Linked DNA regions of Mus musculus: region 1 is linked to region 2. A link is a contact called in ENCODE Hi-C or POLR2A ChIA-PET data. All regions are on one chromosome and are shown on one strand. The core of a region is the stretch at or near the end of the contact, and the rest is flanking DNA. Distances in the headings are between cores, read along the strand shown.

Region 1 (7,468 bases), core at 331-2,830, 90 kb before region 2:
CTCAAGCTCTGAGAGAGAGTTGTGTAGTTGGAGGTGAGATCTGCCTAGCTACAAGAGGACCCAATAAAATGTTCTCATTCTGCTACCCCGCTGTAGGAACCTAGAGGCAGGGTCGTTGCTTTTGCAAACTGGTGGTGCATTTAAAATGAGAAGAGCTGGGGGAACACTGGACATGAGCAGCCATCAGCACATCTGATCCTTGGCTTCATCTTTCTCCTGAAGATCTACTACCGGGGGCCTTTTCCCCTCAATCCCATTTTGTTTCCTGTCCATTCTGTTTGAAGTGAGTATCTCTGAGCTAAGTGCATAGCCCTGGGTAGGCGGTCAGCGTGTTGACATGCACACAGTGCTGGGCTGGTCACCCATCATTGGGAGCTTACCATCACATATTGGATGATGGGATAGAGGCCATGAAAGTGATCCTCTGTAGTGGGCTTCGTAGATGATGTTAGAGAGGCGTCTCTGGGATTTCAGGAGTAAATACACTGAACAGAGTAGAGAGACACTGGTTTCCTTAGCATAGGTGAGACTCACTGAAATGACCCATTTGGAACACAGATCATACTCCAAGGTTCCACAGCACCTCAGCCATGGCCTCCCTCACCTGAAACTGCACAAATGAAATGCTCACCCCAGGGTCTTGGTGCTTCTAGGGGAAGCATGCTTGTCCCTGGGGTCCCAGAGCCAGCCCTGCACTGTCTGGTGTCAGAGCCACCATCCATGGCCTTACATATCTTCTTCTCTTCCAGAACTCAAACAGCAGAGTGGTCCTGAAACTCGATCAACTAAACCCAAATGACCTCAAAACTCATGGATTACACTTTCCTGAATATAGTTGGGATTTTAGCAGCAAATACATTTGGCTCCTCACAGTTCGTTCTCCTGAACTTTCTGTCTGGACGCCGGGTCTTAGCGGGACGCCAGGAAGGGGCGGGACACCACCTGCAGTTTCCAGGCTGATGGCGTGGATTTTATTAACCTCCATAGTCGTGCCTGCCTCCTCGTTTGAAGACTTTTGTGAAAGGCAGCTTGAGAGATGTCTACTCATAACTTCCAGTCCCTGGTGGGAAAATGCTCCTAGGTTCAGAACTCAGAAAGGGAAAGCCAAAATCGCTTCTAGGGAACACTCGGTTGCTTTTAACAAACCCATTTGTCTGTCATTTTCATTTTATTAACAACAGCACCAGAGCCCTTTGGTGCTTCTATGGCTGTGTTCTCTCTTTACTCTGATTTTATTCACTTGGTCCGCAAATACCGTTAGCATTTAGTCTAGGCTCCGCCCCACGGTTACCTGGGAACAGCCAGGTGTGCCTCGCTCACTATAAAAGGGGCTGCTTGCCCCCTCCTCTCTCTCTTTCTCCCTTGCTCTCCCTCTGTCCTCTCGCTCTTTCCCCAGCTTCTCCCCTAATACTTCTGCCATCAAACCCAATCCCAGGTACTTCGGTCTCTTTCCCGAGCCTTGGTGTGAGAACCGGTCTTGTCTCCCCCTTGATGAAAGCTGTTCTTGCCCACCTGCTGCCAAGAAGGCAGAGGCCAGCTCAGCTGAGGCTGCGCCCTGGGGGAGGGCGGCAGGAGGCGAAGGTTCCAGTGAGGAAGAACAGACCACTAATAAATCGCACAGTCATTACCCTTTATGCATACTTCTTCTAATAGGTGTTGCAGATTCCTGCCTCCTAATAAGGAAAGGAAGTGGGAACACATAAATTCTCTCAAGGGAGTCAGACAGCCCGAAGCCACGTTCGACAGCTGCAAACGTTACCATGCGCACACAAGCAAAACATGGCTTTAAAGAGCCATCCAGGGCTAGATTCTGGCAAGGTTCCCTTGGATCTAGACTGTGTTTTTGCATTGCTATAGCCGAAAAGGAGAGCATTTCTCCCGCCAGCCACACGGGCTGGGCTGATTAAATAAACAATGACATTAATTGATTGATGGAAAGAGGCTTTATTGAATGCATCCCAGCCTTGGTCTTTATCCCAGAGATTTGTTTGTTTGCCTGCTGGAATGTTTAGTTGTTTACTTAACTGATTCTCTCTCTCTCTCTCTCTCTCTCTCTCTCTCTCTCTCTCTCTCTCTCTCTCTCTTCCTCCTCTTGTTCTTCCTCCTCCTCCTCCTCCTCCTCCTCGATCTTACCTAAGCCATTCAAGTTCTGGCACAAGAAAGAAGCATTTTGAAAGTTTTTCTCTGCACTGCCACCTTGCCACGAGTCTACCACGGGCTTAGTAACGCTGCCTCCTAGCCGGCCGGCTTTTTTATCTTCTAGAATTTGCTTTTCCTGGGGCCATCTAAGGGTTTGTTGAGGATGGGCTGCCCCATACATACCTGGTGATGCAGAGAAGGAATTCAAGGCCGAGTTTAACAGGCTATTTCTCCATCCCCCTCCCCCAACCCTAGGCTCTATGGTTTACAGAGAACATCCATGAGAGTAGGTAGGGCCAGGGTTTACAAGGAATCCAGAAGGTTAGGGCAGCAGACAAGAATTTGTTGCCTGTTTCGATTTTGTCCAAGGTTTGGCTTTGTTATAATTATATGACTGAGTCTTTCCTAGGAGTTCCTGTCAGCTCTCCCCAGGGAGAGCTCCGGGTCCTACCACACAGCTTCTTTCATCCTTCACACTGGCATGGCCAAGGAAGGGACTTTGGGAATCAGTGTGTGATTCTGAGCTACTTCTGACTTCTCGACTTCAGGATTGTTTTGCCCCATTTTTCACCAGCAGAGGCTAAGATGCCCTTGCTCAGAAGACCAGCAGAACTCGGAGCCTTGCATCTCCCCCCAGATGGCAGGAAGGGGGCTATGTTCCCCGTTTTTTGTTTTTTGTTCTTTGGTATGGTAACTATCAGCATTTCTTCTAGGCTCTACCCTACAGTTACCTGCCAACACTCATATGCCTGACTCACTATAACAGGGGCTGCTTGCCTCTTCCTTACTCTCTTACTCCCTTCCTCTCTTTCCTCTCTGCCCCTTCTCTCCTCATTCCCCTCCCCCCTCTCTCCATGTGTTCAAGGTTAGCCTCTACTCCCCGTGCCCTAAATAAATTCTATTCTACCCTATACCCATCATTGTGTGGTTAGTTCTCTCTCTCTCTCTCTCTCTCTCTCTCTCTCTCTCTCTCTCTGCCTCTGCTACCCCCTTAACTCCCCTCTCCATGTCCTAAATAAGCTCTATTCTATGCTATACCCATCGCCTTGTGGCTGTTACCTCAGGGGGAAGGGATGCCTCAGCATGGGCCCACAGAGGCACCCCCTTCCACCTCACCATCCCTCACTCTACCAAACACATCCCTGGTTTCCTTTCTTATAAGACACAACAGTACCCAAGCTCAGGCAGCATCAAATGAGGGTTCCTCTCCTGTGAAGGGCCTCTGTGGACCTTCAGACAGAAACTCACTCCAAACAAACAGAAAATCAGGCCACACCTGGCCTTAGCACCCCCACCAGGCACTTAGTTTTCTTCTGACTCTCCATTTTGTATCAAAACAAACCAGCCAAACAAAACTAAACTATCTGACAGATTCACACACACCTAAGGCCATAGGATATTTGTTGAAAGAAGCTTCAAGCCTGTGGTCTCCACAGAGGTCTAGAAACAGCATGGATTCAGTGACAGCTTCAGAGAGAGAGAGAGAGAGAGAGAGAGAGAGAGAGAGAACTTCAATTCTAAGCACATGGCTTACAGAAAATTCCAGCGATGATTATTAAAATTTTAAAGCTGTTGAGGCCTCTGCAGATGCAGCTTGGTTGCAAGCGCTTGTCCCTGGTGCACAGGCTCCACACCCGAGCTCCAGCCACCCGAGCTCCAGCACCACATGAACAAAGGTGTGTGGTCTGACTCAGTGCCTATAGGCAGGAAGAACCTCCCTTTAAATTAATATTCCACTAGAATCTATTAGTCTGTCTTCCTCACATCTCTCGATCACTGATCTATCATCTTCCTATTATCTAGTTGTCATTGTCTATCTATCATCTATCATCTGTCTATCCATTATCTATTTATCATTTATCTATTAGTCTACCTTCTATTCATGCATGTACACACACACACACATATATGCATTGCACACTCTCCGGTTTGAACATTGTTCACAAATCAAGATTCTAGGAAAATCATCTGCCATCAGTGAGGAAAATCGACGATATCCCACAGATGAAGAACTGGGCAGTCACAAAGACACACAGGAAGTGCTTTCCTTTACGATATAACTATTATCTTTATTTAACCGTATAGAATTTGGTTTGCGGGCACACCATACAAAGATATGAAGGAGCCCTGTGTAAGATCTACTTTGAAACACAAGTCCCTTTCAGTGACCACCTTCAGGAGACAGGACTGCTGCTGGAGGGGGTGGGGCATGAAGAGAGGTACCTCACCTTGCTTGTGAGGTTTCTTTCTTGCAGTGGATGGTACACACAATGCAATATTATGCTATCCTTCAACTGATTCTGGATGTCTAAAACATTTCCTAATTTTCCAGAGTACTGAGCTCTGAAATCTTTAGAAGCCCCTGTGATGGCAGGTCATTACACTGTACAGAGTCACCATGGGGACAGGAGAACTTGCCACCTTTCCCCCAGAGACACCACAATGACCTTCCCATGTAGGTCTTCACACCATCTTCCATCCCAGAGAAGTGCAAAATTCTAACCTTTAGTCATTGTGGTTTGAGAAATTTAGTAACAGCTTTTAATGGGTTGTTTTTGCTATTTAATTATGTGTGAACTGAGCTCGTGCACGTGAGTGCAGTGCCCACAGAGGCCAGAAGAGGGCATCAGATCCCTTTGGAGCAGCAGTTACAGGTGGTTGTAAACTGACAGACAGGAATACCGGGAACAAAACTCCAGGCCTCGGAAGAAGCACTATGCTCTTGTAACTGCTGAGCCATGCCTGCAGCCCTCATAAGGTTTTTAGTGGACATATAAGCACCTGTATGTTAAAATAACATGTATTAGTCAGCCTCTGTAATGGCCATTCTCGGTTATCAACTTGACTATATCTGGAATGAACTACAGTCCAAAATCGGAGGGCTCACCTGTGATCCAGATCTTGAAGCCAGAAGACACAAGTTTCTGACCTGGATCTCGGCATGGAGATTTTGAGGCATAGTGGCCATGAAAAGTTTAGGCCCAGGCAAGGTAATACATGCCTTTAATCTCAGGAGACTGAGGCAAGAGATCTCTGAGTTAAAGGTCAGCCTGGGACAAAACGAATCCCAAATCCAGGTGTGGTGGTACACATCTTTAATCTGGGCCACACCTTCTGCTGGAGACCTACATAAAGACATCAGAAGAAGGAAATTTTGTTTTTCTTCGCCTGCTTGCACTTACTTGCCACACATCTGTTGGAACCTACATCTACAGAAGAGCAGCTGAAACAACTAGCCTTGTGGGACTGAGCAACTACTAGATCCTTGGACTTCCCATTCACAGCTGACCCCCATTCACAGGTGATTGTTGTTGGGTTAGTTGGACTCCAGACTGAAAGTCATCACAATAAATTCCTCAATATAGAGAGACATTCCATAAGTTCTGTGACTCTAGAGAACTCTGAATAATACAGCCTCCAACGTCAATCATTGTCCCCTCAGATTCCGACCAGCAGAAAAGAGCGACAACACTACGTTCTTCTCAAAGCAGTTTATTCAGGAACCTTTCAATATCATGCATGAATCTCTCTCCAGAAACCAATCTCTCCAGGAAAAAGCAACAACAACCCCCAATCACAATCCCTTATATATCCTCTCAACCACGCCCCATCAGTCCAGTCCATGTAACAGCAGTCCATTGGCCAGAATTATCACTCGTCATATGGTCCAATTTTGCATCATGGTGCACCTGTGCAGTTCTCATGATGGATGCGGCTTATTTTCAGGTGTATGAGGAAGTCAGGTGTAAGTCATAAGACTTGGCTGCAGTCCCGGGCGCTATCTTGGAACTGCTGCCACACCCGCTCCTCACAGATCATCCCTTCATTGTGAACACATTCAGGATCTACCCTTCTAGATGACTTCAATGCTATTAACTATAGTCACTCTCACCGTTGAGCAGGATGCTGGAGTCGGCATGACCAGTCTCTTACCCATTGCCTCCTTTCTAGATTCTGGACACAGCTGTTCTGCTCTATCCTTCCATGACATCTGCCTTTTCAGAGTCCACAAATGAGTGAGACCGAGAAACAGAATGGAATACTATCCAGCCATGCAAAATGGGTCTGTCGCATGTAGCGACATGTGTGCATCTTGAGGATATTGTGCTGTGAAAATATCAAAGCACAGAAGGACTTCCTATGATCCTTGTCAGATATAGACCATGTTTTGGTTTTACCTGAGTGACTGTCATCACAGACAATGACTCCAAAAAATGTGGGATCAGCCTGCGTTGGTAGTATAGTGGTGAGCATAGCTGCCTTCCAAAAATGGGGGATCAATGCTTAGTTCTGCTATGGTAGATGCATGGATAATGGGGTAAACAGATGTTGGGACTATCTGCTAAAGCCTTTCTATTTCAAAGGGATGTTTCTACATAGATGCCCAGGGCTGGCATGTTCTGTGCTGATATAGCTCACTGGAGGTGCAGCTGCTGTTCTAGTCCTGCCATCAGATTCCTTGTCCAGCTTTGTCCTACTGGGTCACAGTTCACTGCACAGCTCAGAACAAACCCCCCCCCCTCCAGCTCACTGGGATTAAATCATCCTTTTACAACGATCAGCTGTCCTGCTATATTTAATTTCCTCAAACTTTCTCCTGTGGGAGGAAGCAAAATGCAAGCGCGCTTGTCTTGTAAATATTTGGAAGGATGAGAGCGGCCTGTTGCAGTGAGTGTCTGTTCCCTGTCAGCGAAAGTTGCCTGGTGTAGTGACCAGTCAAAGCTGCTTAGCTCTCAGGATGAGCCTCGCGGATCAAGAAAGGGCTCCAGTTTCTAGAAAGCTCTGCAGCGCTTTACAGCAGAACTCAGACTACGACGCAGAAAGTAGCTTTCAGGAGATTTGACGGTGGCCAACAAATAAATCAGACAAAGCCAAGTACATCTACAATGTGATTTTGATTGTTATATACAAAGGTTTAATTTTCATTAACGTGGATGTTTGAACGGTAAAATGCTCTCATTTCTCCCCAGAGATGTCTAGCTCCTGGGAAATCCTCTGGAGCCCAGCCCATCGCAGTGCATATCATAGGTTTTACGTGACAAACCCAATGCATGCTTTTTCACACAGTATTGCAGAGTGGTAAGTGGCTAAAAGTGCACCAGGATTTCCCATAAGCTCTGGGCGATCTGATGCGCTTTCTTGACCTCTAAGGATGTGTGTGTGTGTGTGTGTGTGTGTGTGTGTATGTTTGTAAAAATAAAACAAAGTTTAAAGAATTATGTCTTCTGGGCCATGATCAGGGGCATCTCCAGTGCTATTGAAGGTTATTTCTTTCAGCAGTCTACAATTTTACCTCATTGATTACAATTTTTCCCCAGGGTTTTGTGTT
Region 2 (7,098 bases), core at 1,973-4,472:
TGGGACAATACCAGAGCTCAGAAAATATTAGTAATGTGTCTACTGTTTAGCTTTTTAAAAAGAAGGACCTTGGCTCCTAATAGCACTGTGGTTGTTTGAATGAAAATGACCCAAAGACTCATAGGGAGTGGCACTGTTAGGAGGCATGGCTTTGTTGGAGTAGATGTGGCCTTGTTGAAGGAAGTGTGTCACTGGGCGGGGGGGGGGGGGGGGCAGATTTTGAGGTTTCAGATACTTAAGCTAGGCCCAGTGTCTCTTTCTGATGCCTTTGGAATTCTCAGATCCTTCTCCATCACCATGCCTGCCTGCATGCTGCCATGCCTCTATGACAATAATGGACCAAACCTCTAAACTGTAAGCCAGCCCCAATTAAATGCATTCCTTTATAAGAGTTGCCATGGTCATGGTATCTATGCATGGCTACAGAAACTCTAAGGTAGACACCATCATGAGAGCAAGTGTCCCTTTCAGTTCTATTCCTCACCCAGTTCCGATTCCTCCTTGTAATTCCTCTAGCCTGTGTCTACAACTGAGGATCATATGTGAGCTCTCAGCCACCACTCCAGCACCATGCCTGCCTGCTACCACTCTTCCCCACCATGCTAATCATGGACTGATACTCTGAAACTACTGGGGAGTAAAATGCCAGGTGGGACTTCAGGAGTGAGAAGTCAATAAGAGGAGAGGTGGGGGGGGGGAAGGATGGAAAGAGGGAGGGAGGGGAGGAGGGAGGGAGGAAGGGAGGGGGAAGAAGGAGGAAGGGAAGGAGGGAGGGAGAAACGGGAGAGGGGAGGAGGGAGAGAAGGGACAGGGAAGGAAGGAGGGAACGGAGAATCCATAGACATGGTGTCCTTAAAGAGTGAAAGCCCAGGACCCAGGAAAGCCTATATTTGAAAGAGGGGAATGCACACAGCCTGCTGTGGCTGCCTGTTCCTCTGGCCTTCCACGTCAAGGCCATGAGTCTGTAAAGATGTCTTCAGGATGAGCACTCGTGACCTCCCTTAGCTCCCACTGAGACCTGAATCAAGGCTAAGATGGATTCATGTGACCAGCAAAGGTGAACTATTTGTAACCTTTAGAACAAACACAGTCAGAACATTCCCCCAGTAAGCAGCTCTGAAGCATCAGTAACACTGCACGCACGCGCGCATACACACACACACACACACACACACACACACACACACACACACACACGCACGCACGCACACACGCACGCGCGCACACGCACACGCGCACGCACGCACATGCACACACACGCACACGCACACACACACACGCGCGCGCGCGCACACACACACACGCACACACACGCACGCACACACACACACACACACACACACACACACACCGCCTTAAATCTTGTTGGAAATGCAGACTTTCAGGCCCTCCAGGGTTTTAGCTGTCAGAGATTCAAAGAGTTAGGAATCCAGATATGAACACAAGGTCTCCAGATGATTCTCCTGCAGGGTGTCTTGAGAGCTCTCTAAAGAAGCCAGAAGATGCATCCCAGGGCTGGCTTTCTTCTTAGGAGCTCAGGATCACAGATTGTTAAGGATAAAAAAGGACCTTAGCAAGTGAGCAATCTGACCTCAAAGCAAGTGGCCTGGAGCTCTCAGGATCTAACTAGCTGTCCTTAAACTTGCAGCGATCCTCCCGCTTCTGCCTGGGATAAACAGGCTTGCTGTACCACATCTGGCTAGTTTTTAAGGATAGATTTGCGTTTGTTTTCTATTACTAAATTCATGGTCCTAACCATGAATTAGGGTTAGGGTAGGAGCACGGTGGCTTCACACAGCTCAGTCTGCCTCTCTCATCCTGTGAGGTTTCAGAGACAGCTTCCTCAGCCTAGGCAGCCAGCTTTTCCCAAAAGCCAGGTTAATCCGTCAGGCCCTCACTCTCGCCCTTTCAAACTCTTTAACTCTTTGGAGAGGTGGACAGTCCACTTTCTGAACGCACTGCAGCTGGGGCTTCCTTTGCTTCAGCAGCGATTTAGCCTTAAATTTTGTGACAGACTGAGTTGATAGTCTCACCATGGAAAGGGGAGAGGAAGGAGCCAGTTTTTGACAGGCCACAGACTCGCGGTGCCTCTAGTGGCCAAAAGCTGCATTGCGCCACAGTTAAGGTCGCTTGAGAGAGTCCTGCTCTGACTGCAAAGCCCGCTCTGCTGGTGGCTTTTGCTTTAAACACAGCGAGGAACTGAAACGTGCAGTTTAAAGCACGTAGCGGGTCAATTTACCCTCGTCCTCTGTGCTGTAACTGCAGCCAGGTGGTAGCGCTCAGCATTCCCAGGGTTTTTAATGCTAAGATTTGTCATTGCCGTTCGTATTTAAAAAAAAAAATCGTGAGTAAAGAAATAGTTTCAGTTCTTTGGATTTCTTAGTTTGAAAACGATGTCCAGTGCGAGGGCCTTACCTGCCGGAAAGGGGGACTGAAAGCTGGTGGAAAGTGTCCTTCTTGTGGTGGTGGTAGAGGTCGTGGTTGTGATGGTGGCTCGGTGTGTGTGTGTGTGTGTGAGAGAGAGAGAGAGAGAGAGAGAGAGAGAGAGAGAGAGAGAGAGAGAGAGAGAGAGACAGAGAGAGAGACAGACAGAGAGAGACAGAGAGAGAGACAGACAGAGAGAGAGACAGAGAGAGACAGACAGAGACAGAGACAGAGAGAGAGAGAGAGAACCCGTGTGTGCCCGCGCGCGCAATCTGTGTCTAAGTTTTTAAAGTCTTACAATGAATTCTCAAAACTCCCTGCCTTCGCTATACCCCCCGAGGTGATCAGAACTCAGAGATGAGGAGCCTGAAAATTAAAGTGACTTTCGAACTTTCTCGGATGCAAAGATGGGGGATCAGTAAGAATTAATAAAAGTGTCCCCCCACCCAAACAAAAAGGGGGCGGAGGAAGGGAACAAAAAGGCCGGTGGCTGAGCCGGATGCAGGCAGCTGGCCCTAAGCCCTGCCCGCTGGCTCTGTGCGCGAGCTGGGGTTCGGTATCCCAGCCTCCTGAAGAGTGGGAGGAGCTGGGCCTGTGTCAGGCTCCCTAAGCCGTTCCTTTCAAGCCCTGAATGCCTGAATGTGAGCTGCCCACCGCCCTCCCCCACTCTGCAGCCCCACTCCAGCGGCTCGGAAAAAAAAAAAAAAGTTTCAACAACAACAGGCTGGACCAATAGCAGCTCGCAAAGCCGGGGAAGGGGGCCGAGCAAAGGGCGCCGGAGAGTGGAGAAAGGAGAAAGCGGGCAAGCCTGGAGCGCGCGGGGCCAGGGCTCGGCGAGCCGGAGGAGCGTTGCTAATGTTTTTGTTTGTTTGCTTTTCTATGCATGCATAATGAGGGGGCGCCGCGGCACCACACGGGGGCTCCCGGCCCACTTTTGTATTTAAAGCCTCGCGGCGAGCTAGTCCGCAGCCGGGCTCCGCGGATCCGCTCCCCAAGCTCCGGGTCTCGGAGCAGAGAAACGCTCCGAGTTTCGGGGTCCTCCCTGCGCCTGGCGCCCAGAACTTCCCGGAGCGCGGCCCAGACCGGGGTAGAGGGGGAGGGGACCAAGCGTCCTGGCCGCGGGAAGGCGGGATGCCAGAGCTGCGAAGTGCTACGCGCCGCTGAGCCGGGAACCGAGGAGCCGCCGGCCGCACGACTGTCTGCAGGCGCCTAGCACCATGCACCCCCGGCGCCGCGCGCTCCTGCAGCTTCGCCGCGTCCCCCCGGAACGGCACTGAGCGCCTCCAACCGTCTACCGGACCCGGACCTGCGTCGCCGCGCTTCTCAGGGAGCCCCGGCCGCGGTGCCGGAGCGAACACCCGCCTTTACCAGCCGCGGGGCCGCCGGCATGGATGGATGAGGACGCCCATGCCAGAAGTGCGCGGAACTCGGACAAACTTTTCCAGCGGCCCCGCGGCCGCCACCCGAGCCTCGTCTCCGCTCCGCACCGCGTCCGGCGGCCGCTGCTGCCCGCGATGCTAGCCGCGCTGCTGGGCGGCGCCGGGGCCCGCACGGGGACCTTGCCGGGCGCCTTGCTGTGCCTGATGGCGCTGCTGCAGCTGCTGTGCTCGGCACCGCGGGGCTCGGGGCTAGCGCACGGCCGCCGCCTCATCTGCTGGCAGGCGCTGCTGCAGTGTCAGGGCGAGCCCGACTGCAGCTACGCCTACAGCCAGTACGCCGAGGCTTGTGCGCCGGTGCTAGCGCAGCGCGGCGGGGCTGATGCTCCGGGGCCCGCCGGCGCCTTCCCCGCCTCGGCCGCGTCCTCGCCGCGCTGGCGCTGCCCGAGCCACTGCATCTCGGCGCTTATCCAGCTCAACCACACGCGCCGCGGGCCCGCGCTGGAGGACTGCGACTGCGCGCAGGACGAACACTGCAGGTCCACCAAGCGCGCCATCGAGCCCTGTCTGCCGCGCACCAGCAGCGTGGGCCCGGGCGCGGGAGCGGGCTCGGTCATGGGCTGCACTGAGGCCCGGCGGCGCTGCGACCGGGACAGCCGCTGCAACCTGGCGCTCAGCCGCTACCTGGCCTACTGCGGCAAGCTTTTCAACGGGCTGCGCTGCACAGACGAGTGCCGCGCGGTCATCGAGGACATGCTGGCCGTGCCCAAGGCGGCGCTGCTCAACGACTGCGTGTGCGATGGGCTGGAGCGGCCCATCTGCGAATCGGTCAAAGAGAACATGGCCCGCCTGTGCTTCGGCCCAGATGCGAGCAACGGTCCGGGCAGCAGCGGCTCGGACGGGGGCCTGGACGACTACTACGACGAAGAATATGACGACGAGCAGCGCGCTGGGGCCGCGGGCGGCGAGCAACCCCTGGACGACGACGACGGCCTTGCGCGCCCGGGCGGCGGCGCTGCTGCGGCGGGCGGCCGCGGAGACTTGCCCCACGGTCCCGGGCGCAGGAGCAGCAGCAGCGGCAGTGGAGGCCACTGGGCGAATCGAAGCGCCTGGACCCCGTTTGCCTGTTTGCTGCTGCTGTTGCTCCTGCTGCTCGGGTCACACTTGTAGCTCCTGCGCCCCTGCTGCAGGCTGCTCCAGGCCGGTATGCACGACCCAGCTGGTTCCCGAGCAGGGCACCTGTGGCTCGGAGACCGGAGATGGTCGGGAACACTGACCCACACTCTTCCTGGGTGGACAGGGCCCAGCTCGTACCGCAGCCAACATGTTCGGCCCTCTTCTGTGCGGTTTTCCAGGCTGCAGAGATAACCGGCTGATCTATACTGCCAGCTCTAATCTGCAGAATTCGGGACACCCTGCAAAAGCAAAGGAGGCCTAGACTCAGAGTGCTGAACGGTGGGGGTCTTTCAAGTTCCAATGGACTTGGAGAAGGGATGTTGAGGGAATTAGGTTTGCAAAGGGGCCGGGTTTTTATTTGTCTGTTTGTTTTGTTTTTAAACTGTTTTCCGGTGAGGGAACACATAGTACTGGTAACGACTTAAATTGCTTGTGACCACTGAGAAACACAGCAATCGTAAGTAAATAGAAAAGTTCCCCTTACCGATTCATTCCTGTGCTCTTGGTGTATCTATCCATCGGTAATGCTCAGTGTGGAGCTGGCGATTGCCTTTGGGGGGGGGAGGGGCTTCCCCGAAATTACAACTGCATTATATTCCTAACCCTTCACCTTTAATTTTCCTGCCACCATTCTGATCCCTCTGCACCACGTGTCTTAGAATTAAGGATCCAAAAGAAGAAAAAAAGTTACCATGGTGTTGAACAATGCATGTTTTTTATCCTAAAGCTCGGTACTGCCATCTAGGAAAACCTCTATGATGTTTGTTCTGTTGTCCTTTTTTTTTTTTCCCTCCACCAAGAAATTCTAAATTTGAATATGCAGAGATTGAATATTACCTCTGCCCCTATCAGGGTCTTCCACCCTGGTACGTCGTATATAAACTGTATTAAAACTGGGGTTTCTTACCAGTTGCTGTACTTTGTATATAGAATTTTTTATAAATTGTATGCTTCAGAAAATAATTTATTTTTAAAAAAAGAAATTAAAAGTTTTAAATCTGCATCATTGTTGTATCTCCCCTATCCAAGAAATGTATAGAATACATTGGTCATGAGGAATCCACTCCTGCAGCCCATCCAAGAAATGTATAGAATACATTGCTCACCAGGAACCCGCTCCCGCAGCCCATTTTGAAATGTGCCCTGTGTAGAAGAATGTACAGTGTATTTTACAGATTTGAAGTAACGTTCTTATTTTCAAGAGAATTTATGGACATTGTAGAAATGTATAAATGCATTTCCAAACTGCCTTAAACATTGTATTTTTATAGACATCATTTTTTTAAATCCCGTGTTTAAAAAAAAAAAACTATGACTTTGTGTATTTTTGGTTGTTTTATTAAAAATGCACACACCAGTAAAGAGTTTAAACAGTGTCTATGGTGCAGTTGCTTTCGACAGTTACACTGCATTTAACCCAGTGATGAGGTGGGAGGGCTGTGGAGGGAGGGGGCACTGGAAGTCCATCCAGCTTCAAGTGAGATTAAAACGCAGCACAAGGCAGAGTGTGAGCTAATGCTGCCTTTAATTTAATGAACAATTAGACGTCCGTAAATGGGGCAGCTAAAAAGAATTTGTAACTGGCCTCTGCTGCTGTTGTCATTTGTGAAGAAAATTCACAAAATACTCTGTCTCTTGTGTGAGGATAGCCTCCCCCTCCCTGGGAGACCCACCCTGTGCACCCCCCTCCCCTTTTCTCCTGACCCCCAGGAGTGTCCTCTCTGCCTTCTCATTCAATCAAACATGCCAATAACATCTGTTCCCAATAGGTCTAGGAAGCCTCTGAGACTCAATACTTCAAAGCCATTTTCACACTTTTGGTGAAAAAAAAAATACAAAATTTTGTTACAAAACATTGAGGCGTGCAAAAGTAAACACGGCGTGGAGGGGAGTAATCACCAGGACTGGTAATATTGTCCTGAGGAGCTGTTGAACAGTGGATTGAAGGCTGGGCTTCCGCCAAGCTCCTGATACACACACACTCAAACGCCCTTACATAAATAATTACACTCTTAAGCTGTGTCGAGTGCTGATACACTTGACCTTGTAAATAGAAATGTTTGCAGTAGGAATAAACTCCAGCATTGGAAAATCTTTTAAACATTAACACAAAAGAGAGCAC

The links. A loop is a pair of places that touch in the nucleus more often than their neighbours do. ChIA-PET counts read pairs that join two places held with the same protein, here RNA polymerase II (POLR2A).
Region 1: POLR2A ChIA-PET joins it to region 2 with 12 read pairs in embryonic stem cell. The contact joins the enhancer-like site here to the promoter of Gas1 in region 2. A Hi-C loop is called at or near these places in 1 of 37 maps with a recorded cell type or tissue (heart). POLR2A ChIA-PET finds 5 or more read pairs at or near these places in 2 of 5 experiments (Patski and embryonic stem cell).

What each region holds. Positions count from the first base shown.
Region 1 is chr13:60,261,989-60,269,456 of GRCm38, reverse strand. No RefSeq gene overlaps it. Among named protein-coding and RNA genes, the nearest start is that of Gm5084, 60 kb to the right of the region's middle. Within about 2 kb of position 1,580, at least 2 of the 3 ENCODE cell types and tissues checked have a DNase peak (open chromatin) inside an H3K27ac peak, as active enhancers do; they include heart, where a contact is called at or near this core.
Region 2 is chr13:60,173,659-60,180,756 of GRCm38, reverse strand. Gas1 (growth arrest specific 1) reads left to right here and starts at 3,222. Exons shown (of 1, transcript NM_008086.2): 1 at 3,222-6,352. The coding sequence starts at 3,816. The coding sequence ends at 4,970.